2 separate regions of the Homo sapiens genome follow, and region 2 is linked to region 1. The links are chromatin contacts, found by Hi-C or POLR2A ChIA-PET in ENCODE. All regions are on one chromosome and are shown on one strand. The core of a region is the stretch at or near the end of the contact, and the rest is flanking DNA. Distances in the headings are between cores, read along the strand shown.

Region 1 (4,536 bases), core at 1,101-3,600:
AGTGAACATGATATTTGGGTGGGGACACAGATCCAAACCATATGTTGGTCTATCCACATCACGGAATATTATTCAGCTATAAAAAGGCATGAAACACTGATCCATGCTCCACCATGAGTAAGCCTCAAAAACATTATGCTAAGTCCCAGCTGGGCTCAGTGGCTCACGTCTGTAATCCCAACTTTGGGAGGCCTAGGTGGGAGGATCACTTGACCCCAGGAGTTCCCGACCAGCCTGAGCAACATAGTAAGACCTTCTTGTCTCCTCAAAAAATAAAAATAAAAAAAATTACCCGAGTATTGTGCTGAACACCTGGGGCCCCAGCTACTCAGGAGGCTGAGGCAGGCAGGAGGATCACCTGAGCCCAGGAGGTCGGAGCTGCAGTGAGCTGCGATTGCGCCACTGCCCTCCAGCCTGGGTGACAGAGCAAGACCCTGTCTCGAAAAAAAAAAAAAAAGTTACACTAAGGGCAAGAAACCAGACACAAAAACCACATAATTCCAGTCATATGGAATGCCCAGAATAGGTAAATCCATACAGACAGAAGCTAGATTAGTGGTTGCCAGAGGCTAGGGGAGGGAAGGATGGCGGGTGGTGGCCTAACTGGGCTTCCTTTTGAGACAATGGAAATATTTTGAAACTTGATAATAGAGGTGGTGGTTGCACAACGTTGTCAGTGTACTAACAGCTATTGAATTGTACACTTTAATATAGTTTTTCTTTTTGAATTTTTTTCTTCTTTTTACATATATTTTGTTTATTGGCCTCCAGCTTTGCATAATGTGGTATATTTTATGTTTTGTAAATTTTACCTCAATATAAATAAACATATACATTTTCAAAACATTTTTAAATGTGTGTGATGTTCTGATGAAGAAAACTCAGGCCCTCGAGCCCAGCAGTCTGTTTCCAGTCCCAACTCAGCCATGTGCCAGCTTTTGTGTGTGTGTGTGTGTGTGTGTGTGTGTGTGTGTGTGTGTCATGGAGTTTCTCTCTTATCGCCCAGGCTGGAGTGCAATGCAGCAATCTTGGCTCACTGCAACCTCCGTCTCCCGGGTTCAAGCAATTCTCCTGCCTCAGCCTCCCGAGCAGCTGGGATTACAGGCATGCACCACCACACCTGGCTAATTTTGTATTTTTAGTAGAAACCTCAGGTGATCTGCTCACCTCGGCCTCCCAAAGTGCTAGGATTACAGGCATGAGCCACTGCGCCCAGCCCATGCGCCAGCTTTATAACCTTGAACATGTTCCTTAACCACTCAAAGGCTCAGTTTCCTCACCTGAAAAAGGAAGGATATGTAGTTCCTTTTCTTTTGGTTTTGTTTAGTTTTGTTTGAGACAGGGATCTCATGCCGTTGGCCAGGCTGGAATGCAGTGGTGCGATCACAGCTCACTGCAACCTTGAACTCCTGGGCTCAAGCAATCCTCCCACCTCAGCCTCCAGAGTAGCTGAGACTACAGGCACATGCCACCAGACCTGGTTAATTTTTAAACTTTTTGTAGAGATGAGGTCTCACTACGTTTTCCAGGCTGGTCTCAAACTCCTGGGCTCAAGCAGTTCTCCCGCTTCGGCCTCCCAAAGCTCTGGGATTACATATAGTTCCTTTCCATGAGTTTGTTGTGAAGATTAAACAACACATTTATCACAATTAAGATAGCATCAGGATCAGAGTGAGGGTTTTGTAGCAAAGTTTTTGTTTGGTTTTGTTTTGTTATTTGGAATCAATGGAGCAAAAGCAAACACACACACACACACACACACACACACACACAAACACACACAGAGCCTTTGAAGTGAGACACGCGTTTGAATTTTGGCTCTGCCACCTACAACCTGGACCACATTGGGTAAAGCTGTTTAGACTCTCGAATCCTCAGTTTCCCAGCTCCTTAAGTACAGGATCTCATCTGACCTTCCTCATTAATACTGAATGACTTCAATTTAAGCAACGCCTGCATATATGACTGCTCACTAAAATATTATCTGTTGAGGCTGGCGTGGTGGCTCACTCCTGTAATCCCAGCACTTTGAGAGGCCCAGGCAGGCGGATCACTTGAGGCCAGGAGTTCAAGACCAGCCTGGCCAACATGGTGAAACTCCGTCTCTACTAAAAATACAAAAATTACCCAGGCATGGTGGTGCACACTTGTAATCCCAGCTACTCAGGAGGCTGAGGCAGGAGAATTGCTTGAACCCGGGAGGCAGAGGTTGTAGTGAGCTGAGATTGCGCCACTGCACTCCAGCCTAGGCGACAGAGCGAGACTCCATCTCAAAATTAAAAAAAAAAAAAATCATTGAAATGATAAAATAGAATCTTAACTTTTCCAGTTATTTTACAGGTTATGATAATCAAACATGTGACAACATTAAGCACCCTGGTAGAGGCAAGATTTGCCAGGCGGCTCTCACATACCCCTGCCTCCCACAATACTACCCCCGCCTCCCATGATATGATGAGATGACAAGGCACTTTACCTCTGCATTATACTCCACAAAACCCGTAATCCCAGACAATCATGAGAAAACATCAGACAAACCCAGATCAGCAGACATTCTACAAAACACCGAGTCCTTCCCAACACTGTCCACGGAATGAAAAACAAGGAAAATCTAAGAAATGGTCACAGACGAGAGAAGACTACAAGAGGCATGATGACTGAATGCAAGGTAGGATCCTGGGACAGAAAAAAAATCCCACCACTAATGGGAAAACTAGGGAATTCTAAATAAAGTAACATACCAGTGTTAATTTCTTAGTGTTGACAGATGCATTGTGCTTATGTAAGATGGTAGCACTAGGGCCAGCTGGGTGCAGGGTTGGAACTTGGGTTCGAATTCAGGAACTCTCTGCAATCTCTTTACAACTGTTCTGTGAATATAAAATTATTCCAGGCTGGGCGAGGTGGCTCAAGCCTGTAATCCCAGCACTTTGGGAGGCCAAGGGCAGGAGGATCACTTAAGGTCAGGGATTCGACACAAGCCCAGCCAACATGGTGAAACCCTGTCTCTACTAAAAGTGCAAAACTTAGCCAGGTGTGGTGGCGCCTGTAGTCCCATCTACTTGGGAGGCTGAGGCATGAGAATGGCTTGAACCTGGGAGGCGGAGGTTGCAGTGAGCCAAGATCACACCACTGCACTCCAGCCTGGGTGACAGAGCAAGACTAAAACTTAAAAAAAAAAAAATCCCAAAATAAAAAAGTTTTTTTAAAAAAGTGTGTGTATAGGCTGTGTGCAGTGGCTCACGCCTATAATCCCAGCACTTTGGGAGGCTGAGGCAGGAGGATCACAAGGTCAGGAGTTCAATACCAGCCTGGCCAACATGGTGAAACCCCGTCTCTACTAAAAATACAAAAATTAGCCAGGCATGGTGGCGGGTGCCTGTAATCCCAGCTACTTGGGAAGCTGAGACAGGAGAATTGCTTGAACCCGGGAGGCAGAGGTTGCAGTGAGCCGAGATTGTGCCACTGCACTCCAGCCTAGGCGACAGACTCCATCTCGGGGTGATGGGGGCAGTGGAGGGGGGGGAGTGGGTAGTGTGTGTGTAAAAACATTTTGTGAGCTATAAAATGTAGCCGAGGTGACCTTCCTGTGGCTTCCTGGTCCTCTAATGACCTCTGGCCTGTTGCCACCTCTGCAGCCTGCCAGTCCGATTTGCCTAAAACTAATTCACTGAATAATCAAATATCAAATGATCATTTCACTGACTTTTCCAATTGTGTTTTTAACAGCTTTTTTAAAAGCAAGAATATTTTAACAGCTTTAACAGAAAAGTACAATTTTGATTGCTGATTATGAAATGCAATTGTCTGAATAGTAGCTAACCGAAGCTGATATGCTGTCTGAGAAGCTGCTGGAAGAATCCTGAACATGCTAGAAAGTTGGCAAAATTGAAATCAATACAAACTAAAACGTTCCCTTATGAAGTGTTACTTTTTCCAATCAAAATTCCAACTTTTTTTATTTTTTTCAGACGTAGTTTCGCTCTTGTTGCCCAGGCTGGAGTGCAATGGCCCAGTCTCAGCTCACTGCAACCTCCACCTCCGAGGTTGAAGCGATTCTCCTGCCTCAGCCTCCTGAGTAGCTGGGATTACAGGCACCCGCCACCATGCCTGGCTAATTTTTGTATTTTTAGTAGAGACGGGGTTTTAGCATGTTGGTCAGCCTGGTCTCGAACTCCTCACCTCAGGCAATCCGCCTGCCTCGAACACCCAAAGTGCTGGGATTACAGGCATGAGCCACTGCGCCCAGCCTCCAACATTCTTTATACAGTAGGGTAGGTTTAGCTATTCATGTTCTTCAAAAGCTCTTTTTTTTTTTTTTTTTTTTTTTTGACAGAGTCTTGCTTTGTCGCCAGGCTGGAGTACAGTGGCGTGATCTCGTCTCACTGCAACCTCCGCCTCCCGGTTTCAAGTGATTCTCCTGCCTCCACCTCCTGAGTAGCTGGGACTACAGGCACCTGCCACTATACCCAGCTAATTTTTGTATTTTTAGTAGAGACAGGGTTTCACCATGTTGGCCACGATGGTCTCGATCTC
Region 2 (4,536 bases), core at 598-3,097, 400 kb before region 1:
TGTTTTGAGACAGAGTCTCATTCTGTTGCCCAGTCTGGTGTGCAGTGGTGCCATCTCTGCTCACTGCAACCTCCACCTCCTGGGTTCAAGTGACTCTCCTGCCTCAGCCTCCTGAGTAGTTGGGATTATAGGCATGCACCACCACGCCTGGCTAACTTTTGTATTTTTAGTAGAGCTGGGGTTTCACCATGTTGGTCAGGCTGGTTTGAATTCCTGACCTTGCGATCTGCCCGCCTCAGCCACCTAAAGTGCTGGGATTACAGGCGTGAGCCACCATGCCCGGCCAGTGGGTCTATGTCTTATAACAAGATTTGTGTTGTTGTTACACAGCTTAAAATAGAGGCATTTGCACAAACCTGATAAATACAAATGTGTCTTTTGGAAAGTCTCTAAATTCCTACAGCTAATATTTTCTATATCGTACTATTTAGTGTTTAATTATCTACGAACTTCAATTGATCACATGAATGTTATTTCTCTTTGGGGATTTGATCTCAAATGTCTAGAACAGTGGTTCTCAACTGGGGCAACTTCATTTCTCAGGGCACATTCTGCATTGTCTGGGACACTTTTTATTGAAACAACTAGGGTGGGGAAGCTGTTAGCATCTAGCGTGTAGAGGCGAGAGTTGCTGCTAAGCTTCCCACAGTGCACAGGACACCGCCCACCACACAGAGTGATCCAGCTTCGAACCTCAATAGTGTTGAAGATGAGAAATCCTGCATAGGAAGAATTTTGCTTTCTATTTCTTAATTTCTTGTTCTGGATATAGTACAGGCCTGACACCCTGTAGATGCTCATATTCAATTTGAGAATGTGGCTGAGTTTGCCTATTAAATCAGGACCCCAAGTGGATCTAAGTGCAGTGGTTTTGATTGAAAGAAAAAAAAAGTTTTTGCATTCAATATGTATGGATCATGGGGTGGGGGTTGATACAAAATAGAAAAAATATATAGATAAAGAAAATGAAGACATCTCCCAATCTTTTCTGAGATTGCCATCAACATAAAAGGCAGGTTATTAATCTTCAGGGTACAGTCTTTGTATGGAGGGAATCCCTTGGGGGTTATTGGAAATTTTATTGCTTTTCATTGGACTCAGTGTAAAATGGGGTAATTTAGGCTTAACAAACAAAGCTCGGGTTGACTCACTTTTTTTCAGAGGCTCCAGAAAGAGAATTCTCACAGAGCAGGAATCAACCTTTTCCTCCATAAATCACAGGAGGAGGTGAGAATTTGGCTAATATCCAGAGCACTGCAAAGAAATAAACAATGCAAAGCAATCTGTGGCTTACTTGATGCCAGTTTCTCCGTAGATAAATATTTCTGTGTTTTGATCTTATACATTCTTCCCCCTCAAGCTGAAACTTTTTCTGTCTCTCTTCCAGTCTGTCTGTTAGGCGAGGCCTTGGGAGCAGGATCCTGACAATGTACTGGTCAGCTCTTTTAGGGTTTTTTTTTTTTTTTTAAAGTTGATTTCCTCTGCTGGTGAGCCATACATCACTGACATCCCTGTCTGTGCTGCTTGTCTGTGACAGAATGACAGGTGTCATTTGTCACTGGGGCTTGCGGAAGCTGTGGGAAGAGGGATTGAAATTTTTTTTCTGGAAGGGCTCAGTGTCTGCCAGATCATTAAAAAGGGGGCTTTCCAAAGAAAGCTGTGTGTAATGTGATTGCACTTACTGTCAACGATAGGCTAAAAGAAAGAGAGAACATCAAAAGGGAGTGAGAGAAAGAGGGGGAGGAAAGAGAGGAGGAGTTTCTGCCAGGGGCATTTAAAGTTCTTGAGCTGCCAATGCAAGGATCTGCTTTAGTTCAGTTCTAGTGTGTGCATGCTAAATAAGTCCTTCAGAGATTTCCGCTCAGCTCATGGTGCCAATGAGGAGACCGTAACAGGAAACCTCTTTAATAGCACTTCTTCTCATCACATATTATGTAGGGCATGGAGACAGACTTGGTACTATACAGGGCATGACTTGCAGTCCAATCATTGAAGAGCTGAGGCAGGAAAACCTATTTGAACAAAAGCAGAGGGTCCCAATAAATCACGAGGCAAAACTGAGACCTGCTGGCAGGCTCCTTCTCCAAAGAGACATTTACAGCATCCTGTTTGCATAAGCACGCTCGGAAAATGCCCAAGAATATCTCCTTGCAGCTTCTCTCCTCTTGGCATGAAGTCCGTCACCAAATGGATCTCCAGGGATCAGGGAATAGAGTCTGCTTATCATTTCATTGCAAAGGGGAAGTGTTCCTTATTCTACTCCCTGTGCCATTAAAGTAATAAAAAGAAGTTAACACTTTCATAGTTCTGCCTATGTGCCGGACACTGCGGTAAATGTTTTACTTATACACCTCACTGTAATCTTCATAGCAATCCTATGAGATCGCTATTTCTGTTTTGGGGATGGTGTCATTGAAGCACAGAGAGGTTAAGTAACTTATCCAAGGTTGCACACTTCTTGGCAAAGCTGGGATTCAAATCTGGATAGTTGGGGTCTGGAGTCTATGCTTTTAGCCTCTTATTGGGAGGGTGAATGATGAACACAGTGGGGAGGCCAGATGATTTTGATAACTTCCAGATTGCAAATCTAACCATGCTGATTTAGGAAATTAACAATTTAGTGATGATGCAAACCAGGGATCTGCAAACTACAGCCAGTGAGTCAAATCCCACCTGAAACCTGTTTTTATATAGCTGGCAAACTAGAAAGAATTTTCACATAAATGGTTGAAAAATTTTGTAAAAATCTGTTTTCTCTTTTGTTACATAAGTACCTGCACATATCCTCAATTTAGTCTCTTGTCTTGCAAAGCCTAAAATATTTACTAGCTGGTCCTTCACAGGGAGTGTTGGTGGCTTCTAATCTAAGGTAAAATCAACTACAGGAAAATAAAATAAAATAAAATAAAAGTTTTTTAAAAAAAAGAAGGAAAGAAAGAGAAAGAAGAAAGGAAAAAGGAAGGAAGGAGGAGAGGAAGGAAGGAAAGGAGGAAAAGAAAAAGAAGGAGGGAAGAAAGGAAGGAAGGAGAAGATCTTAAAAAGAGAAGAAAAGGAAGGGACTTCATTTAAAAGCAAATAAGAAAACTAAGATCCTCACCAGTGGAGCTCTGAGGCCAACAGAAACACTGAAATTGGGCTGGCTTAGGTATACTTACGTGGGAAGGCCATCCTTTCAAAATAAGTTTTCCTTGACTGCCTTTCCACAAAGCCTGCTGCTTGGAGAGACAAATTAGCTATTAGGTAATCTAGTTAATTGACAAGTGACTTAACTAATTACCCTAACATGCTTATTAAATGTTACCTTTCCCATTCTCAACACATTGTTAGAGCATCAATGTATTTAAGGCCTTATCATATCACGCTCTCTTGACAGCACATTCCTGTTAAAACAGAAGGTGCATGCAGTATGTTTTTTCTATCACTATTTTTCTCCCTCTGTGGTTAGAGTCATAAGAGATAGAATTGGGAGCTGGGTACATAACAAGCCCATCCCTATTAAGGAACAATGTCCTATTATACTGGTGCCTATTCGCTGAGATGGATCAAGAATGGACTAAGTAAAGAAATAATGCATAATATCAAGCCTCGGCTAATGGGTGTAGCTAAAGCTTAGAGAAAACTTACTTTGACTCTGGACTAGTCTTTCCTAGCTGGGAGGGCTAGTGTCTATATTTATACAAATCTACAAATTCCTCAACCAAAATTCTTTGAGGCAGATGTGTTTTACAGTTCAGAGTTTTCCAGATCTTAGAAAGAGAATATGGTACATATACCATGTAGTAGATAATATCTTCAGGAAGGAAGGTGAGGAATAGCATCTTGTATGTAAAAATATAAATATTTCTGCAATGAAGCATTAGGATTACTAAATGAGATTTTTTTAAGCTTTAAAAAGTTCAATAGATTTTTCTGCTACATGAATCACAGAAAATAAGTTTAAAAAAACTTTTGGTATTCAGAGCTTTTAGGATTTTGGGAATCAAAGATAAGGGATTGTGAACTAGGGTAAATGTTACTATCACCTCATGGCCTTTCTAATAACTACAGCCTTCAAGTTATTTTTAAATTTTATATTGGTCATAATTGATACATATGGATACCATTGGTGATTATTCTTTAGCATAATGTGAGATGAAGCATGATATATATCAAGATACATACAAAATAATATGTATGAATATATTTCATTATAATTAATGCCTTTATAAAATACTAAGCAATACAAGACGGTTGGAAGTAAATACAAAGATTCTCTTCTGTTTAGAACTGAACTCGAGGGCAAGGTTGCTGTAAAATGGGAAGCATCATCTGGTCCAAGGTTGACAAACTCTGATTTCTGCCAGAGCCACGCAGGTACCATGTACTAAAATCCTAAGATATACATTTTTCACATTACAACATCCCTGAAGTTAGGATGCATCCTCCATTCTTCATTGTACAATAGTTTGATTGGCAACATTTTTTTTTCACTTTCTTGACTGTGAAAGTAAAAAAGCATTAAGGAGCTTAGATCCAATCCACTGCAGTCTCAGAGGT

What was found. Hi-C counts contacts between places; a loop is a spot of excess contacts on that map. ChIA-PET counts read pairs that join two places held with the same protein, here RNA polymerase II (POLR2A). Pooled maps may share reads with other maps.
Region 2: a loop to region 1 is called in a pooled map, with 2.6 times the contacts of the local background. The contact joins the enhancer-like site here to the promoter of ZNF217-AS1 in region 1. A Hi-C loop is called at or near these places in 25 of 168 maps with a recorded cell type or tissue (CD14-positive monocyte, CD4-positive, alpha-beta memory T cell, CD8-positive, alpha-beta T cell and 18 more), 12 of 37 single-sample maps with no recorded cell type and 38 of 50 pooled maps. POLR2A ChIA-PET finds 5 or more read pairs at or near these places in 2 of 52 experiments (activated CD4-positive, alpha-beta T cell and activated T-cell).

Annotation. Positions count from the first base shown.
Region 1 is chr20:53,550,420-53,554,955 of GRCh38, forward strand. It overlaps ZNF217-AS1 (ZNF217 antisense RNA 1), which reads left to right and starts at 2,351. Exons shown (of 6, transcript NR_110051.1): 1 at 2,351-2,668.
Region 2 is chr20:53,147,729-53,152,264 of GRCh38, forward strand. All of the region lies in intron 1 of TSHZ2 (teashirt zinc finger homeobox 2), which reads left to right. Among named protein-coding and RNA genes, the nearest start is that of TSHZ2, 180 kb to the left of the region's middle. RefSeq lists a silencer at 1,488-1,688. Within about 2 kb of position 1,848, at least 3 of the 41 ENCODE cell types and tissues checked have a DNase peak (open chromatin) inside an H3K27ac peak, as active enhancers do.